2 separate regions of the Homo sapiens genome follow, and region 2 is linked to region 1. A link is a loop called in an ENCODE intact Hi-C map of the cell type or tissue named here. Cell type or tissue: sigmoid colon. All regions are shown on one strand. Links, peaks and the distances in the headings refer to the core of each region. The heading gives the core; the rest is flanking DNA. Region 1 overlaps KCNN3 (potassium calcium-activated channel subfamily N member 3). Region 2 overlaps KCNN3 (potassium calcium-activated channel subfamily N member 3).

What was found. Hi-C counts contacts between places; a loop is a spot of excess contacts. Peaks named below come from ENCODE experiments on the same cell type or tissue, not always from the same donor. Only the 100,000 strongest peaks of a DNase experiment are listed, where the experiment ranks them.
Region 2: a loop joins it to region 1, with 3 times the contacts of the local background. A loop is called at or near these places in 2 of 110 quality-filtered maps.

Annotation. Positions count from the first base shown.
Region 1 is chr1:154,742,466-154,750,791 of GRCh38, forward strand. All of the region lies in intron 3 of KCNN3 (potassium calcium-activated channel subfamily N member 3), which reads right to left. Among named protein-coding and RNA genes, the nearest start is that of KCNN3, 120 kb to the right of the region's middle. RefSeq lists enhancers at 5,828-6,037, 6,933-7,436 and a silencer at 6,686-6,735. In sigmoid colon, for the core only: no CTCF peak of the experiment used is centred there; DNase peaks (open chromatin) are centred at 3,116 and 5,826; H3K27ac peaks cover 558 bases; H3K27me3 peaks cover 1,848 bases.
Region 2 is chr1:154,832,796-154,841,121 of GRCh38, forward strand. All of the region lies in intron 1 of KCNN3 (potassium calcium-activated channel subfamily N member 3), which reads right to left. Among named protein-coding and RNA genes, the nearest start is that of KCNN3, 33 kb to the right of the region's middle. RefSeq lists enhancers at 7,582-8,083, 7,738-8,032. In sigmoid colon, for the core only: no CTCF peak of the experiment used is centred there; DNase peaks (open chromatin) are centred at 4,716, 5,236 and 7,988; H3K27ac peaks cover 474 bases.

The sequences.
Region 1 (8,326 bases), core at 32-8,031:
TACCACCTCACAGAGAGTTACTGTGAGGGTTAAAGGAGCTGATATGTCTAAAATGATTAGAGCAGTGCCGGGCACATAGGTGCACTAAAAAAAAGTGCTATTTTCATCTCGTGTGTCTATGGTTAGCCTTGGCATAGCAGAAAGAACACAAGATCTGGAGCCCAGAGACTGCCTTTCATGCCAAATGGCTCTGTGACCTTGAGCAGATCACTCCACGGACTCAGGGCCTGCTGCTTCTTCGGGGAAGCAGGGTGTAATGATGCCGTCCTGCCTGCCTCGCGAGGCCGCGGTGAGGAGTGAATGTGCACGGGCTCCATCAGCCTTCAGCAAGTGATACAGATAGAGGTATGTCACAGCCTCTGCAGGAGCCTCTCACCTGGGGCTTCGTCCTAGTGACAAGGGCAGCTGCACGGATGTGGAGAAAGAACAGGCAGCAGATGCTGCTGTGTAGGAAAACAGAAACTCCTCCCAGCTTCTCCTTTTAATCTTCGCTGTTCTTCTGGGTGGCTGCAGCCCCTTCTCTTCATTTGGTGACTTGCAGCTTAAACCCCTTATCTCCATCAAATTCTGTCACCTCTGCTTTCAAAATATCTCCAGAATCGGAGCGCCTGTCATCCCTGGTCTGTGGCCACCCTGGACCAGCCCCACCCTCTCACCTTGTCCAGCCCCACCCTCTCACCTGGACCAGCCCCATCCTCTCACCTGGACCAGCCCCACTCTCTTACCTGCTCCAGTCCCATCCTCTTACCTGCTCCAGCCCCACCCTCTCACCTGGATCAGCACCGCCCTCTCACCTGGACCACTGCAGTAGTTGCCTCACTGGCCTCCCTGCTTCTGCCTGGGCGACGCTTGCCTCAGGCTAGTCCTGTTACAGTAGTCAGAGAGGCCCTCTAAAAAAAGTAAGACAAAAGTTCCTGTATCCCTCAGAAAAAAAGCCGAAGTCCCCTGGGGCCCCCAACCTGGGGGCCTCTCTGAGCCCATCTCACCTTCGCCCATTGGCCCTGCCACCTGGGGTTTCTGCAGCTCCTTCACCCAGCCAGCTTTACTCCTGCCTCAGAGCCCCTCACCTGCTGTTCTTTTCAGAGATGGCCCTGACTTACAATGGTGCCACTTTACAATGGTGCAAAAGCAATACACAGTCGGTGGAAAGCGTACTTCAAATTCTGAATGTTGATCTTTTCCTAGGGATCTGTGATGCAATTCTCTCTCCTGATGCTGGGCAGCTCGCAGTTAACCAGGTGATCATGAGTACTCTACAAGGTCCTCTACAGGGCACTGTGCTGCCGGGTGATTTTGCTCAGCGGCAGGCTGACATAAGTGTTCCCAGCACGTTTAAGGTAGGCTGGGCTAAGCTATGATGCTCAGTAGGTTAGGTACGTTCAGTGCATTTTCAACTTATGATATTTTCCACTTACTGTGGGTTTATTGTGAAGTAATCCCATCATAAGTCACGGGACATCTCTACTTAGAAGGCTCTTATCCCAGATAATTTCAGGCCTTTGCACAAATGTCAGCTTCTCAGTAAGGTGTTACCCGCCCACCCTGTCTCCAAGTGCACTACTGCCCCACACCCAGCAGGCCAGCTTCTCCCGAGTCATTCTTCTCCACAGCGCTTATCACCACCTGACATAATAGATATGTGGCCTATTTTTGTATTTATTGACTGACAACCCCTATTACAATATAAGGTTCATGGAGGAAAGGACTTTTTCTGTTTTCTTTACTGCTGTATCCCTAGTACTCAATAAATACTTGTCCAATGAATGAATGAATGAATGAATGGCTCCACTTCGTCTTTCTCACAAGCCAGTGGGACAAGACCAGCAGGATAAGAGCTGTTACCTGATTTTACAGTGAATCAGTGCAAAGCTCCAGTGCGTAACTGACCTAACTAACTTCTCACAGCAACTAAGCGAAAAGACTGGGACTGAAACCTGTATTTTTTCGGCTGCTAAAGATGGCAATTGTAGTGAGCTGGGCACAGGGTGGGGCGTGGAGGCAGCACCCGTGTGCCTGGGCAGGAACCATTCTAGCTTGGCAAAATACCCGCTCAGCCACTGCCAGTAGGTGATGGCCGGGAGGCTCTGTATGTGACTGGCATTCGAAGCTATTAGAAGCCTGAATTAGAAGCTATTATGAAAGGAAAGAGACTTTCATGGAGTCCTGGGTTTTATTCCCATTCCCAGCTCTGCCTTTGTCCAGGTCCCCAATATAATCAACTTCTAATTATCAAGTACCTTCAGCATGCTAGGGCATGTGATTCCAGCTTTATGGAGAAAATGGGGTGAAATCATCATTTCTTAAGGGTATTATGAGTTCCTTTAGTTTAGGAGCATTTCAGAAATGCTTGAGGCGTGTGAAAGAATCCCATTGAAATTCAAAGGCAGCTGAGGAATAAATGGCCTAGGGTGACTTCAGGGCTATTACTGCTTGTGCCAGTGGGTGAATTCACATTAAGGCAAAAAAAAAAAAAAAATAGTTCGTTCTTTTCTCAAAAACAATTTCCCTTATAAACATCTTAAAATGTAAAATAAATGGCTTTGAAGACTCAGGGCTGATCACAAGCCTATCAAACCACGTGCCCAGGACACCACATGCATGTATAAAGCCACCCCTCCATCCACTTCACCTCTGTGTCCTATTTTTCAAGAGTTGGCTTTGAATTTAGGAAAATAACGACGTTTTCCTCTACCAGGTAATTCAAGGTAACAGCCCTGGATCTTTCCAAGGCAACTCTAAATCTAGTCTTTTATTTCCAGCCCTAAGAACTAACAGCATGGTGCAAGGCCTCCAGTTATTTTTAAAAGGAGAGAAAACCAGCACCACCAGAGCACAATGGCTCCAACAAACAAATGCGACTTGCCGCCAAACAACCACAGCTTGTTCTTGCTCTGTGAAAACGAGAGTTTGGTTGGTGTGGCTTTTTCTCACCGAGGTGGTGGCATCTCTGTCTCCATTAGTGGTTTCCTGTAGAAGCTTCTGAGAAACTCTGGAAGAGGTGGGACAGCTGGCTGGTGTCACACAGCTGGATGCAACCTCTGCAGGCCTCAGCGGGGAAGCTTCAACACCAGCACTGGCCAAGCTTTTCTTGGAGTGTGTTTCTCTTCTCTTGGGTCTCTTGGTCTTGCTCAACTTCTCCACCTTGCAAATGGATGCACCATTTGAGGGAAGCCAGCTGCCATTCCTTCCACAGTCCATTTTCTTCTTAGAGGGAAGCACTGTCAACCTCTTTGAAATTAAAAACCAGATGGCTCATCTGGCAAATCCTTCTGAGTCAGTTTCTCAATTTGCAATGTTTTCTTTCTTCTTATTAAAAAAATATTTCCATGTTTCCTGATTTGGAAATGTTTAATAAAATGCATGAAAATGGAGAAAAATAATATGCTTGGAAGAAGCACTGTTCCCATGGGAAGCATGTCTTCCACGGTATCTGGAGATGGCGTGGCAGAGATGGCATGGGCAGAGAGTCCAACAGACGGGGGTTTGGATCCCAGCCCTGCCACCTGTTAGCTGTGTGGCCTAGGGAAGGCGCTTACCTCTCTGTGTCTTGGGCTTCACTTCTGTAAAATGAAGCAGTAAAACCTTGCACGGGACTAGTGAAAAATATAAAACTCTGCATAGTGCCTGACACAAATTTTGGAACTTAGTAAATGAGTTCATTTGGTCAGCAATAGGAATGAGCCCCCTCCTGTGTGCCTGGCTTGGTGCCTACTTGGGAACTTAGAGTTCTAGGAAGAAGGCAGACACCAAGCAACACCAAGGCAAAAAAGGGCCGCGTTACAATGGAGACAAGTGATGCCAAGTTGGGGCACGGGGCCACTGCGCAGGGGACACACGGCTATCTCAGAGGAGCAGGTATGGGTTGGGATGACAGTGCTGCGGGTGGAGTGGCAGGCTCAGGAGAAGGCTGAGGTGAGTTGGAGGGAGAAGCAGGGCGGGGAAAGAACTCTGAGCATCTTCTCAAAGTTGCCAGTGCTGGGGTTTAATAAGCAGAACCCCGTGAACTCACAGGCACAGCTGGCCTGCACTGTTACTCTTGCCCCAAACCCCTCCATCTTCTTCCTCCTTCTCCTCTATTTTTCCTGCCTTTGCCCCTCTCTGTTCTTTCTTCTTCTCTTTCATGCTTCTTTTTCTTTTTTTCTCCTTTGAAGCACTGTCTCCACCTCCCTCTCATCTCTCCTCTCTTGTTTTCCCTTTCACTTGTTCAGTCTCTCTCCCACCCTCCCCTGTGAGGACCCACAGAGGAAGCTCTGCCCTAGAGGGAAAGGGTTTCTGCCTCCAAGGAGCTGGCTATCCCTTGGGGACATCAGTCTTTGTTTGCTTCAGGTTGATTTTGCTTAATCAGCAAACTTGCATTTTGCACCCACTGGGTGGCCAGATACAGATGGCATCAAATGTCACCAGGCAGAATCCTGTGCTGTAAAGTGGGGAGGGTAACATCTGGAGTAGGTGCATGGGTCCCCCCAACGTGGGACATCTCTGGAGGGGTGGCAGGTAAACTAAGCTCAACCGATCCCCAACTCTGCTCATTACCTGCCCTCTCCCTGCTGCCCAGGTCCCCTGCAACCCCGGCCCTCTTCCTCCTGCACCTCCTATTCGTGGGCAGTCCCACCAGCTATCCAGCCAGCCACACTAGGACACCAGACACTGTTCCTGAGCTTCCTCCCCATCACTCCACATCCAGTGAGTCAGTCCGGTGGAGGTTGGCTCCTCTAGCTCTCTCAAAACTGCCCTTGCTCTTCATCCCAGCCACCACTGTACCCAGGGGTGGTGGGGGCAGCATTCTGTTACTACAGCAGCCTCCCCAGCTGGTGTCCCGTCTTCCCCTCAAATCCCCCTTCCACACTGCAGCCAGGGAAATCTTTCTGAAACTCCAGACCCTCCCCTGCTCCCAATCTACCAGTGGCTCCCCCTCTCCTAGGTGTGGGAAGAGGAGAGGGGACGTTCTCAGCCTCTGCACAGCGACACACTGGGGCAGACAAACAGTCTCTCTGGGGCTAATAGTAGTTGAAGGATTGACATTTGTGAACGATTTATTTTTTTTGTTATGGCAGTTTCAAGGCTATCCTGTGATAATATCACTCTCGCTATCTGGTACTCTGATTTGCTTTCTTCAGTGGAAAGGAAGGGCCGGGACTCCAGCTAGCCTGATGGAAATGATTTATAACCTGGGGCACACCCACAGCAGAAGTCGGCTGTCTGAATATCATCTCTCCTGCATCGCTGGAATCAAAGAAACAAGTACATAAATAAGGTTGGAAACTGTTGGCTGATAGAAGAGTCATTCCAAAATCCTTAGGCTGGTGAAAAAGGCCCGTGCCTGCTCCTGTAGCGTTGAGTGCACTGCCGCATCTTATGACACCCCAGCAAGCAACTGCTTATTCTCTCCTCCAATCCATGCTCCCCCACCTCCGAGCTTCCCTCATGCTGGCCCCTCTGCCCGGAGGCCCCTTAGGCCTAGGAAATCACCTCCTCCGGAAAGCCGTCCCGGATCAAGTGCCCTCTGTGGAGCCCCTTCTTCCCCATTCTCCCTCACTTCTCACCACCGGCTCTTGGCCATCTCCACCCCCAGCACCAGCCTCCATTGGTTGGTTGGTTTGTCGGTCGGCAGGTGCTGAGAAAGCTGGTCAGAGCTACTGAAGGAAGCTGTGAATGAACAAGGACTTAGGGGAAAGTGACGTTTAAACCTGGTCTCATCTCACTCCCTGCTGTGGGCCTCTGCTTTCTGTTTAAAGCCATTCTGGGTCTCTGCTTGCTCTCACAGCTGCTGTCTGTCTGTGGTTTTCATTGAGCTCCACCCGCCCGGGGCCCTCAGTCTGCCGCCCGCGCCTGCAAGCTTTCTCTCTCCTGGTTGAGCCTTTCCCGACATCTGCCATCAGTCACAGAGCGTGACTTGGAAGCAAAGGGGCTTCACAGTTCATCGTTTTTTATATACAGAGAGAAGAACAACAGTAGTTGGGATTCTTGCAAAATACTTCCTCAAAGATCTTAGAGATGATCTACTTCTCATTTCATTTTATTTCTGGGGCTATCTCTGTGTGGTAGGTAAGACTGGATGCTAATCTTATTTGAAGAGATAACAATAATCACTATCATTTCTCAAGTGCCAATCACGTGCCATGTGGGCCAAAGCTTTATGCGCATTACTGAATTTAATCCTCAAAAAACAAGACTCATAACTGTCACTTCCTATTTTACTGAATTGGAAAATTAGACCAGGTGCAGTGGCTCATGCCTGTAATCCAAGCACTTTGGGAGGCTGAGACAGAAGGATCCCTTGAGCCCAGGATTTCAAGACCAGACTGGGCAACATAGTGAGATGCTGTCTCTACAAAAAATGAATAAAATTAGCAGGGCATGGTGGTACGTGTCTATAGTCCCAGCTATTCTGGAGGCTGAGGTGGGAGGATCACTTGATTAATTACTAGATTAGGAAACTTGCACAAAATAAAACATCAATTGAGTGGCAGGGCCCGAGTGTGTGCTTGGACTTGCCTGCATCCACAGCCCTGTCTTTGACCATATTGCACCTTGGAGGAGCCCTGTCTTTGACCATATTACACCTTGGAGGAGGTGGAGACCTAAAAAGGGAGGTGAGATGAGTGGAGAGACTGGTGGGGATTCTCTCTCTCTCAGGTATCTCATCCTGGATCTGTGTTATAATGAGCCATGCTTCCCAGGAGAGTAAGACAGAGCCAGGGCTGCCCTGTTCAGCAGCATAGGTTGCGCACTGTGCAACTCCAAGGAGTGCCAGTCACGAAGACTTCAATGTGAATGGCACCCCCTGGAGGGAAGTGCTGCATAGGCAGTGCTCCTGGCAAGAGCCCTAAAGAAAAGACGGGTGTCTTGCTCTTCTCAGTTATGCTTTCCAAAGATAATTAAAGGCAGGCAGCTCCCCAGGCAAGCAAATGTTGTGGAAGGCACACAAAGCTGCAGCCTCACCTAGGCAGGGTTAGTGTGGGAAGGACGTGGGAATCACCCTGTGACCAAGAACAAAGAGGAACAGCACAGAACAAGTACCCTGGGAAGGAATTTTCTTGTTTTTGTTTCCCAGAGCAGTGGGGTTCCCAGGGCAGGACGTGGGAGCTCTGGTTGGGCGTCTTTCCCTGCCACAGAGAAGACAGGGTGCCAAGGAGGAGCCTGGGACGTCAGGGCGAGTGGGAAGAATTCTGACTCAGCAGAGGTTGCAAAGTAGCCCCCAGGGAATCAGAGAGAGAGGAAGATAGAGAAAGAGAGGGACAGGGATGGAGACAGAGACAATGGCTGGAAGGGGAGGAGTCTGAGGGCAAGGGCACCTGGGTGAGGGTCTGGCCTGAGCATGAGGGGCCTGAGGACAGGGATATGCACAATAATGCCCTGACCCGGGGTCCCCACGGCCGTGGGGCTTGGGGAGACTACGGGATGCTCCCGGACCACAAGCAGCCTGCCCAGGGAGTGCAGCTGTCCCTGACCTCTCGCCTCTTTCCATAGGCCTGGGCTACGCAGAAAGGCACATTTCCCTGCTTTCTGGGAGTGGGCTCTGGCCAAGTGAAGCGTCACGAAGTCTGGGATGGGAGTAGTTTCTCAGGGGCTGGTCCGGCCCCAACTGCCCACAGCCAAGTCACCTGAGCCTTGGTTTACATGATTAACTGAAAATTCTGGTACACGTCAGGAATAAAGCTAATTCCGAAGGTCAACACTATATGGAGAAAGGAATGGAGACAGCCAGTCGCACACACTTTTCCCTCAGAAGGGCCTTTCTTGCTGGAGAAGCTTCTAAAGCCTCGAAGCTGGTGCACCCCAAGCTCTGGAGAGCAGCGGCTGGAAGGGAAGGCTCCAGGCCTGGTGCTCAGGCCAAGGGCCTCCTGCACCCCTCCTCACCCATTTCCTCGGCCCCAGGAGCAGAATGAAAGAGATATGAAGAGACAGATTGCCTTCAGCAATCCTTTTCTCTGCCTCTTGAACTGAGAGATTCTTACTTAAGGAAAGGAAGGAGCAGGATAAAGAGATGACCCATCTGGAGATGCCTTCTCACCTGTGGGGTCTGAAGGGAATAGAGCAAAACCCCCTTCGCATCAACTCTCACAGCTCTGGGCCTCCCTCTCTTCATCTGGGAAGGGTGGGGGGCTGGGTCCATGTGCATTAGGGCCCCTTCCAGCTCTAAGGAGCTGTAATTCTCAGAGAATGTTTTCTTACCCGTTTCCCACACTAGATGGAGAGCTGGTTAGGTAGGGGAGTGGGCAGCTGCAGCCCTGATCCTTGATAAGGGTCTTAAGAGACCATCTTTGAAGACACAGATGCCCAGGAGGCTTGCCCTAAATCAGCCTCATGGTGACAAGTGTCGTGG
Region 2 (8,326 bases), core at 269-8,268, 91 kb after region 1:
TAGCTGGGCTTGTCCCAGGCCTGGGCTTCCCTTTCCCCATCCTGCCCCAGCCATCGCTGACAAGACGCACAACAGATTCCCAGATTCTCTGCAGGAGCTGTGGTCAGCTAATTACAGGGAACTGGCTACATTCATTTCAGATGGCTATAACTTGAAATAATGTTGATTTTCATCACCTGATAGCCACAGAGAGGTATGTGGGTTTTAAAGACACAAAGCAAGGCCTACAGACAACTCCCCACCCTGGGTCTCTCAGCCTTATCACCCCTCCAATTGGCCTTCCCCCTTTCCTCCCTCCAGCCCTTGCCTCTGTCTGCACCAGAAGCTGCTGCAACACTAGGGCCCCAGCTGAACCTTCCAACTTCGTCAGAGAATTCCAAAATGGAGAAAACCACTACTACCCACCTGATGCTCAGAGGCAAACCCATTTCCATCCCCACACTGGGCAAAATCATCCCCCAACCCCGGCAATGTTTGGGCCAAATGAAAATTTTTAAGACACCCAGAAATCACATATGGTGAGAAAAACAACCGCCTGCAGGCTCCACAGACATCTCTGGAGGCTGTTCTGGAGTTTCCCAGATAAAGAACAGCCTCGTCCGTGTTTCCCAGCCATGCTTCCAGGCTTCCCGGAGTTGCCAGCATTCTGAGGGCAGCATCACCTTCCTTCCATTTCCACACCCACGGCCTTGCCAACAAACGTGAGACAGTGAGTCCTCCACCCAACACTCGACTTAGCTGGAAGAGGCCTTCTAAGCCATCAAGTCTGACTCCCCGATTCTATAGGCAAGCAAATTAAGGCCCAGAGAGGGACTCTGGCCTACCCAAGGCCACACACCAGTAACAGAAAGGGCTGATAATGCCCTAAGCCTTCCAAGGGTGGGGCTGGTGTTCTGCCACATCCTCACTCTGCCCATCCACCAGCTTGAACACTGTCTGAAAGGGACAGGCCCCTGTCTTAGTCCTCTCTCCACCCCTCTGCAGCTACTCAATTCAGGTTTGGGGAGTGAACATTTCCTCCATGCCTCATTCAAGGACAAATCAGGAGAAACAATAATTACCTACTCCAGGTTCTCTATCTTCTTTTGGCTTAACAATACAAAAGCTTAAACATAAATAAAGGGAAATGGTCTGGAAAAATAAAAACCAGTTGGCATGGAACTATTGGCATCTCAGTGCGGCATAAGAAGTAGAAATGCTGTTTTTCAGAAACAGCACAGCCGTGAGTTTCCTAACATTTGGCACAGGTTTTTCAATTGTTTGGATGTGATGGACGATGTTGATAGAAGTGGTGGAGACCAAACACAGGCTATTAATAGACCAAACATGGCACTTGTATAATTCTTTCTCTCTCTCACTAGCTCTCTGGCACCAGACTGCTGCCAACCTGCCTACCTTTTACTTTGAGGTGCCATGAATTCCAGCAATGGGGCACGACACGAGCCCCACTGCCTGCCCATGTCCAAGCATGTTCATCTGAGAGCCTGGAGGAAGGCTGGAAGCCACACACCAACGTGGGCCACCAGCCTGTACAGGGCTTCAAGGAAACTGCAAGATGCAAAGACTCCTTGGGTGCTGGTCCTGCCTATCACGGGGCATGCAGTAGAGTCTCCCAAGTAGACTATCCATGGTCTAGGGGGGGTCAGGGAACCTCCCAATTCCTCCATGTGGTTATTTCCTCCATTTCTTTCTCCAAGAACATGAGGCAGCCCCATCTCAAGGCGGGAGCTCATTCCACACTAATTGATTCAAGTTAGAGCCATTTCAAGGCAGAAGGATCTCCATGGTTCCCCTACAGGTGTTGCCTCTAGGAACTCTCCACAGATTCAAACTCTACAAGGACTTACTGAGTACCTGTTATATGACAGGCTCTGAGTCTACCCATCCATCTTCATATAAACTCTCACTTAATCCTCACAGGAAGGAACTGTCCCCACTTGACAAATGAGAAACTGAGGCACGGAATGATTATACAATTTGCCAAGATCACACAGCTGAACTGTGGGAGCCAGACTTGAAACACACAGCTTCTGATTCCAAGCCCAGGATTGGTAAGGACCGCAGCACAGTCCCGGCTGAGACCTACACCCTGAGCTCTTCACGGAGGAGGTCGCTTGTTCCTGCTCCACTGAAGCCAGATTTGCTACTTCTTTCCCCCTGAGCTGCACTTGTTTCCACATCCCCAGAACTCCCGGTCCTGACCAGCTGTCCTCTACCTGCATGGGGTCAGCCACCGAGGAAGCCAGGCCAAAGACTAGAGCTGGACCGTTTGACACCATCACCATCTTTAACATCTATTCAATGAGACTAAAAAATCCTTTCTTCCTTCCAGGGTTGTTGTGAGGAAGAGCAGATAATGAACGTGAAAATACTCTCCCAGTCGAGGGTTCCCACGGGCTTAAAACAGCCTATGCAGAGGGTGGCGATACATTCGGGTTTACCCAGGAGAGTCCAGTGTATGCCTGTTATCTGGCATAATTATTACTATGAATGGTAATCATTAATATAATAATCTCAAAAGTGTCCCAGTTTAGACAATGAATCATATGATCACCCTATATATGTAGTATTTGCTGCCAAAGGGTCTGAGAGAATTGGGGCCCCCTTCCCGCCCTCTGCCCCCACACCTGCCAGCTTCCACACCCACTATGTGCACTCCATTAGCAGACACTTTGCCAGGCTCATGGGCAGACATCATTCTGCTGGATCAAAGCAATTGTTAGTAGACAGTATTTTTAGCAAGGTGGTGTCACAGTGCCTGGATTAATTGCAATTAATTATATGTCACTCCTTTAAGGTTTATTTCATCAATTATGGACAATCACGGCCATGTGCCTTGCTTGCTTTAACCCTTGGTGACTTGAATTTCTTGGCACAGAGGAGGCTGTAACCATGGAAAAGGCTGAATATCAGAATATATTTGCTACTGAGTCACTGTGTCCTGGATGTCAGTTTAGGGCTTTCCTGTTTACAAAGCATTTTCTTGCACAGTTTCCTATTTGATGCTGGGAGGTAGAGAGGACCACTCCTAACCCACAGATGGAAAAACTAAGGCTGGGAGGATTTAAGCAATTACCCAAAGCCATACAGTTAGGAAACCCCACTCTTCTAACACAGGGTTGCCAAAACATTTCCAAGTCTTCTGTATAGACTGATGAGTGTGACCCTCTGGCATCAGTGGTCAGATAGCCCCATGGCCAGGCATGGGGACAGGATCTGAGGGCGTCTGGAGGCAGACTTGCCAGGGAGGAGCCAAAGGCACCTGACGCATGTCTGCCAGGCAGAGCAGCCCTTACCTTGAGCATTTCAAGTGGCCCTAATGTCAAGAAACTCCAAGAAGAATGTGTCCGTGCCAGAAAAATATGCAAACAAGGACACCCAGCACCTTCCTTCTTTGAGTGTTGAGCAGCCGGAAGAGCAGCCAGAAGGTACCTCGTACAAGTGAGGAGATGGTAGGACTCCCACAGTACCCCTGGGTCCCTCTTGCTGTTGTAATAGGAGGAGCCAGAGGAACACCCCACCTGATACTCGACTGGCCTTAATTTGGGCTCCTGCCCCCCGTCTATTTTGCCCTGCACCGGTTACAGAATATTAGTTCTAAACAGATCTCTGAGCTCCCCTAGTCCAAAGCCTCGTTTTACAGATGGAGAGACTGAGACCCCAAGCAGGGAATGCCCCATCTCCGACCCCACTTGCCAGGGCAGAGCTGAGCAGGGACGTGGGCCTCCCCTCCTGTGGGTTCTTGCTGACTGTGGCTGGGAGTCTCAGCTGGGAACTGGGGTGCTGTCTGGAGCGTTTCTCTCACGGGAAAGTTTGCTGCGTCTTTTCTTCCATCCCTCTTTCTTACCTCCACCCTTGTCTCACTCTCCTCACCCACATTTCATCCCTCTCGCACTATTCCTGTTTTCCGGGACCAGGCTTTAAGATTGTCAGCTAAAGGGGCTAGGTCTGAAGGAAACTCGGCTGGAGCCCGAGAGCCGCCGCCCCTGGGCTCCCTCTGAGTGGCCCCTCCAGGCTCAGGGCTGCTTCATGGCACAGTCGGGGTCCTTTCTGTCTCTCTGCTCCATCACCTCACAGAGGACTTGGCACACAGTAGGCACTCAATAAATACTTGATGAATGAATGAAGGGATGCTACCCTATGGCCTGTTCCCAAGAAGAGGAGAATCGTGCAAAATCACTTCCCTGCAGGCCCCATCATCTAGGTGGGGAACAACACTTCCAATTGTGGGGAGAACTCCATCAACTTTTGTTTCCTCGTTCCACTGACTAAACAGATACTTATTTGCTTAGAACCCATTGTTTAAGCCTTTTTTTTTTTTTGAGACAGAGTCTTGCTCTGTTGCTGGGCTGGAGTGCAGTGGCACAATCTCAGCTCACTGCAATCTCTGCCTCCCAGATTCAAGCAATTCCCCTGCCTCAGCCTCCTGAATAGCTGGGATTACAGGCGCACGCCACCACCATGCCCGGCTAGTTTTTTGTTTGTTTGTTTGTTTTTCATTTTTTGTGTTTTTCTTTTTTTTGCATTTTAGTAGAAACAGAGTTTGACCATGTTGGCCAGGATGGTCTCGATCTCCTGAGCTCGTAATCCACCCGCCTCGGCCTCCCAATGTGCTGGGATTACAGGCATGAGCCACCGCGCCCAGCCTATCTACATGTAACAGCTGTGATCAAAGACCTAGGAAAACAGCCAACCCAGCCAACTCCTCCTCCTGGTTCCTCACCCTGGAGGAGCTCTGGGCCCGAGAGCACAGAAGCTAGGAAGGCAGCAGAACGAGTGATGCTTATGGGGGAAAACCTGGCTTTCCACCCACAGCTGTTTCAAGGCGTCCTGCAGAAGTGGGTCTGGGGGTCCCTGGGCAGGAAGAGCCAGTCTGGGGCTCCCAGGCATCCACTGCCGGTGATGACACACTGAGCTATCAAAGCTTGGGTCAGAGCAAAGGAAAAAGCTCACACCAGCCAAATGCACAGACATCTCACAGATGTCACGGGCTACCAGGTGGCAACCCCGAAGCAGCTGCCTCTTGTCACGTGGGGGCCAGGTGGGTGGGGATTTTGGCCCAAGGGGGTGAACTGTCTCACTGAAGAGACACAGCTGGGCCCAGCCAGGGCTGTGTGCCGTGGGGAGCCAGGTGTGCTGAGGTCAGCGGGGAGGAAGGCGCTCTCGCAGGGCTGGAAGAGGAGAAGCCAGGCAGGCCTGAATTACGAGGGCAGGAGTGCACATGCTTCCTGGAGGACTCACCCCTCTCCCTCCAGCTGCCACCAGCTGCTGACCACGGTGGGACAGCCAGCTGACAGGGGTCAGGCGGCCAGAGGTGGATGGACAAGTACAGAACAGAGAGTGTGGGGGCCAAACAGGAAGGCGGCCACGGGTGTGGAGAACGTCAGGGCTAAGACAGACCTTAGAGTCTTTGCATCTTACAGGTCAGGACCCTGAGGCCTCGACTTGGCCAAAGTCACCCAGCTGCTAGATCCAGATCTAGAATTTAGAGCTAGAGCCTAGCTCCTTCCCCTACTCCCGGGCTCCTTCTGCTATACCATGTAGATTCCATAGCAAGTAATTTAAGACACAAATCGTGCCATCCCACTCCTTAAATCCCTTCTGCGGCTCCCCACAGCCTCTGGGATGAAGGCAGACCCCCTAAGCAAGGCATGATCTGACCCCTGCCTGCCTCTACAGCCCCATATCTCATACTCACACCATAAATTCTAGCCATACCGAGTTGCTCACACTCCTTCAAAATGCACTAAGCTTTCGTTTCCCTCAACCTTTCCATGTGCTTGCTGGGCCGGGAACAACCTCCCTGCCTTAGCCTTTCCCGTTCCCAGTCAACCTTCAGGACCGGCTCCGTTCTCGCCACTCCCACCACCCTACCCTCCAGAGCTGCCTCCGCCTCTGCGCTTCCTCCACCCTGTCCCTTCAGGCCTCTTCGGGAGACAATTCTAAGTGCGTTGAGCATCTGCTTACCAGGCTGTGAGCTCTTTGAGTGTGGGAACCAAGTCTTTGTCATCTTTCTGTTTCTCCCCCACCCCCAGCACCTTGCACAGTGCCTGGAATGTGAGAAAAACTCCATTAATGTTTGTGGAATTAATTATCAAATTAAGGAGTGAATGAAGCCTGGGCAGCTTTGACAGTACCTTGTTTCTCCCGAAGCTACTTTACCTACAGAAGGGCCAGTGCCACTCAGGACATCTCTAACCGCTGATCTGCCTTCTGCTCTCCCTCCCTCCCCATGTTGGAGGGCAGTCGGGTCACTCCATGGGAAAAACAGCAACTGAGATACAGGGGACCCAAGTAACACCCCCAGTTGTGGTGCTGACACAGGTCGCTGTGTAGCGATGGCAAAGCAGCTGAGATGGTGACTGAGTTCACTTATCCATGAAATGAGTGCATAACCACGTGCCCACCACCATCGAGTGACCTGCGATCTGCAGACCTCAGGAAGCAGGGCGCAGTTGTGCTCCCTCCACCCCCATCACTGCTCCAAGGCTCTGCGTACCTACACCAGAAGGGGAACAGATCCCATAGCCCAAAGGAGCACTGAGCCTCCAGGAGACCCTTTGGAGGCTCTGGTAATGTGATTTTAGAGACCATCTGTCTTCCAAATTCTGTTTTCCCTGTACAAAATACAAACAAGATACGACACCTGATTTACATCCCCTAAGCACCACCAGCTGATAGGGAGGAAAGGTCCCCATGCAGTGAGACAGCAGCAGGGACGAACGTGACCTGGGTTTGGAAAAGACACTACAGGCAATCCACAAAGTGGATAATCCACACCTGGCTGACGAAGGTTTGGCCCAGGCACAGAGAGTGCTCCACAGTGAGTGAGGGTTGCTGGACTCAGACCCCCGCTCAGCTCTCACTCGACAAGGCTGAGGACCTCGCCTGGGGCAGACTCGGCCACAGAGCATCTGAGCCTTTCTAAAGCAGTCCTCAGCCACCCCCAAGAGCCCTTCTGGGGGCCCTGGCCACTGGCCACTGGTGGAAGTGTTTTGAATGATGGAGCGCAGAGACAAACACAGACGGGACAAGGTGCCAGGAGCCACATACCAGAGCTGCTTCTCAGAGCTGCAAATGGCTCTCAGATGACACCCCAGCTGCTAGCTCCTTGCCAGGGGCAGGGTGGGCAGAGAGGCCTGCAGAGCAGGGGCTAGGTCACAGAGCTGGGGGGAGGGGCACAGGGAGTCAGGGATTTCTAAGACTCAGACTGGGAACCTAGCAGGAAAGGCACTGGAAATTGTACTTACTCCATTTGGTTTGTCTATTTGTCTCTTGCAATTTATCTAGTATTTCCTAAAAGGTCACTGGGTGGTGATTTCAATAATGTAAAATTTGTAGAGATGCTCTAAAAGAAATGTACAAATTTCACAGGTTTACACTGGCTTAAAAGCAATATATTTTATTAAAAGTGTCTATTCTAAGTGCACTTTGGATAGGATTTGGAGACTGATTGGTTAGAGATTCAAAAGGCCTTGTGCTATTAAAAGATCCACTGTGTTTTTGGGGTGGTAAAAAGAAATAGAAATCAAAGCATTTGCAAAGGTATGGTTGGTGGATGGAGAAAAAGCGGCGTGTGAGATCACAAAATCCTTTGTCACCTCACAGTCCCCGAAGCAGGGAGCTGGGAAAGAAAGATGCTTATTACAAGCAGAGGGCCAGGTTTCCTGCGAAGGCTTCCGTGTCCCAAAATCTCACAAGCCGCTTCTCACTTTCCTCTCACCGCTCCTCATTAACTGAAGCCAATCCTTGTCATTCAAAGGAAAATAAACAGGGAGCAACTGCCTGCAGAGACAAAGAGTCCTCATATCGGGACAAAACGGCTTCTCCAAGCAGACACCTTTTCCCTCAGCCCCAGTCAGAATTCTCTATTTCTTTCCAAACAGCAGAGCCATTTCCTTCCTGTCAGCCCAGTGATGCACAACTTCCTGTCAGGACAGCTGAGGAATCTGGAGAAATGTGTCTTCCCTCACAGCCTCTGCTCAGGTTTGCAGGGCCTCAGACAGTACCAGGGAGCAGAGTGGAGAGCTCCAAAGAAGCAGCCCCTCCCACGCCTCTGCCCCCACCAACGCCCTCCCCGGATCCCCCAGGTCAGGCCACCGAATCCAGACTGAGTGTGTGCACCGCACCCTGCCATCTTAGGCTTCTGTCTCCCAGAAGCCTTTGTGGGAACCAGCATTTCCATTCCCAAAGCCACCAGGTGGAGACCAGGGGCAGGCCTGCCCCTGCGGGGTCAGGCCCCGACCTAATCAGGACCCTGGGGCCTGTCAGAAAGACTGAGGCCTGCCCTAGGGCTGCAGAGATGGTGAGGGCGCAAGGGAGGGTC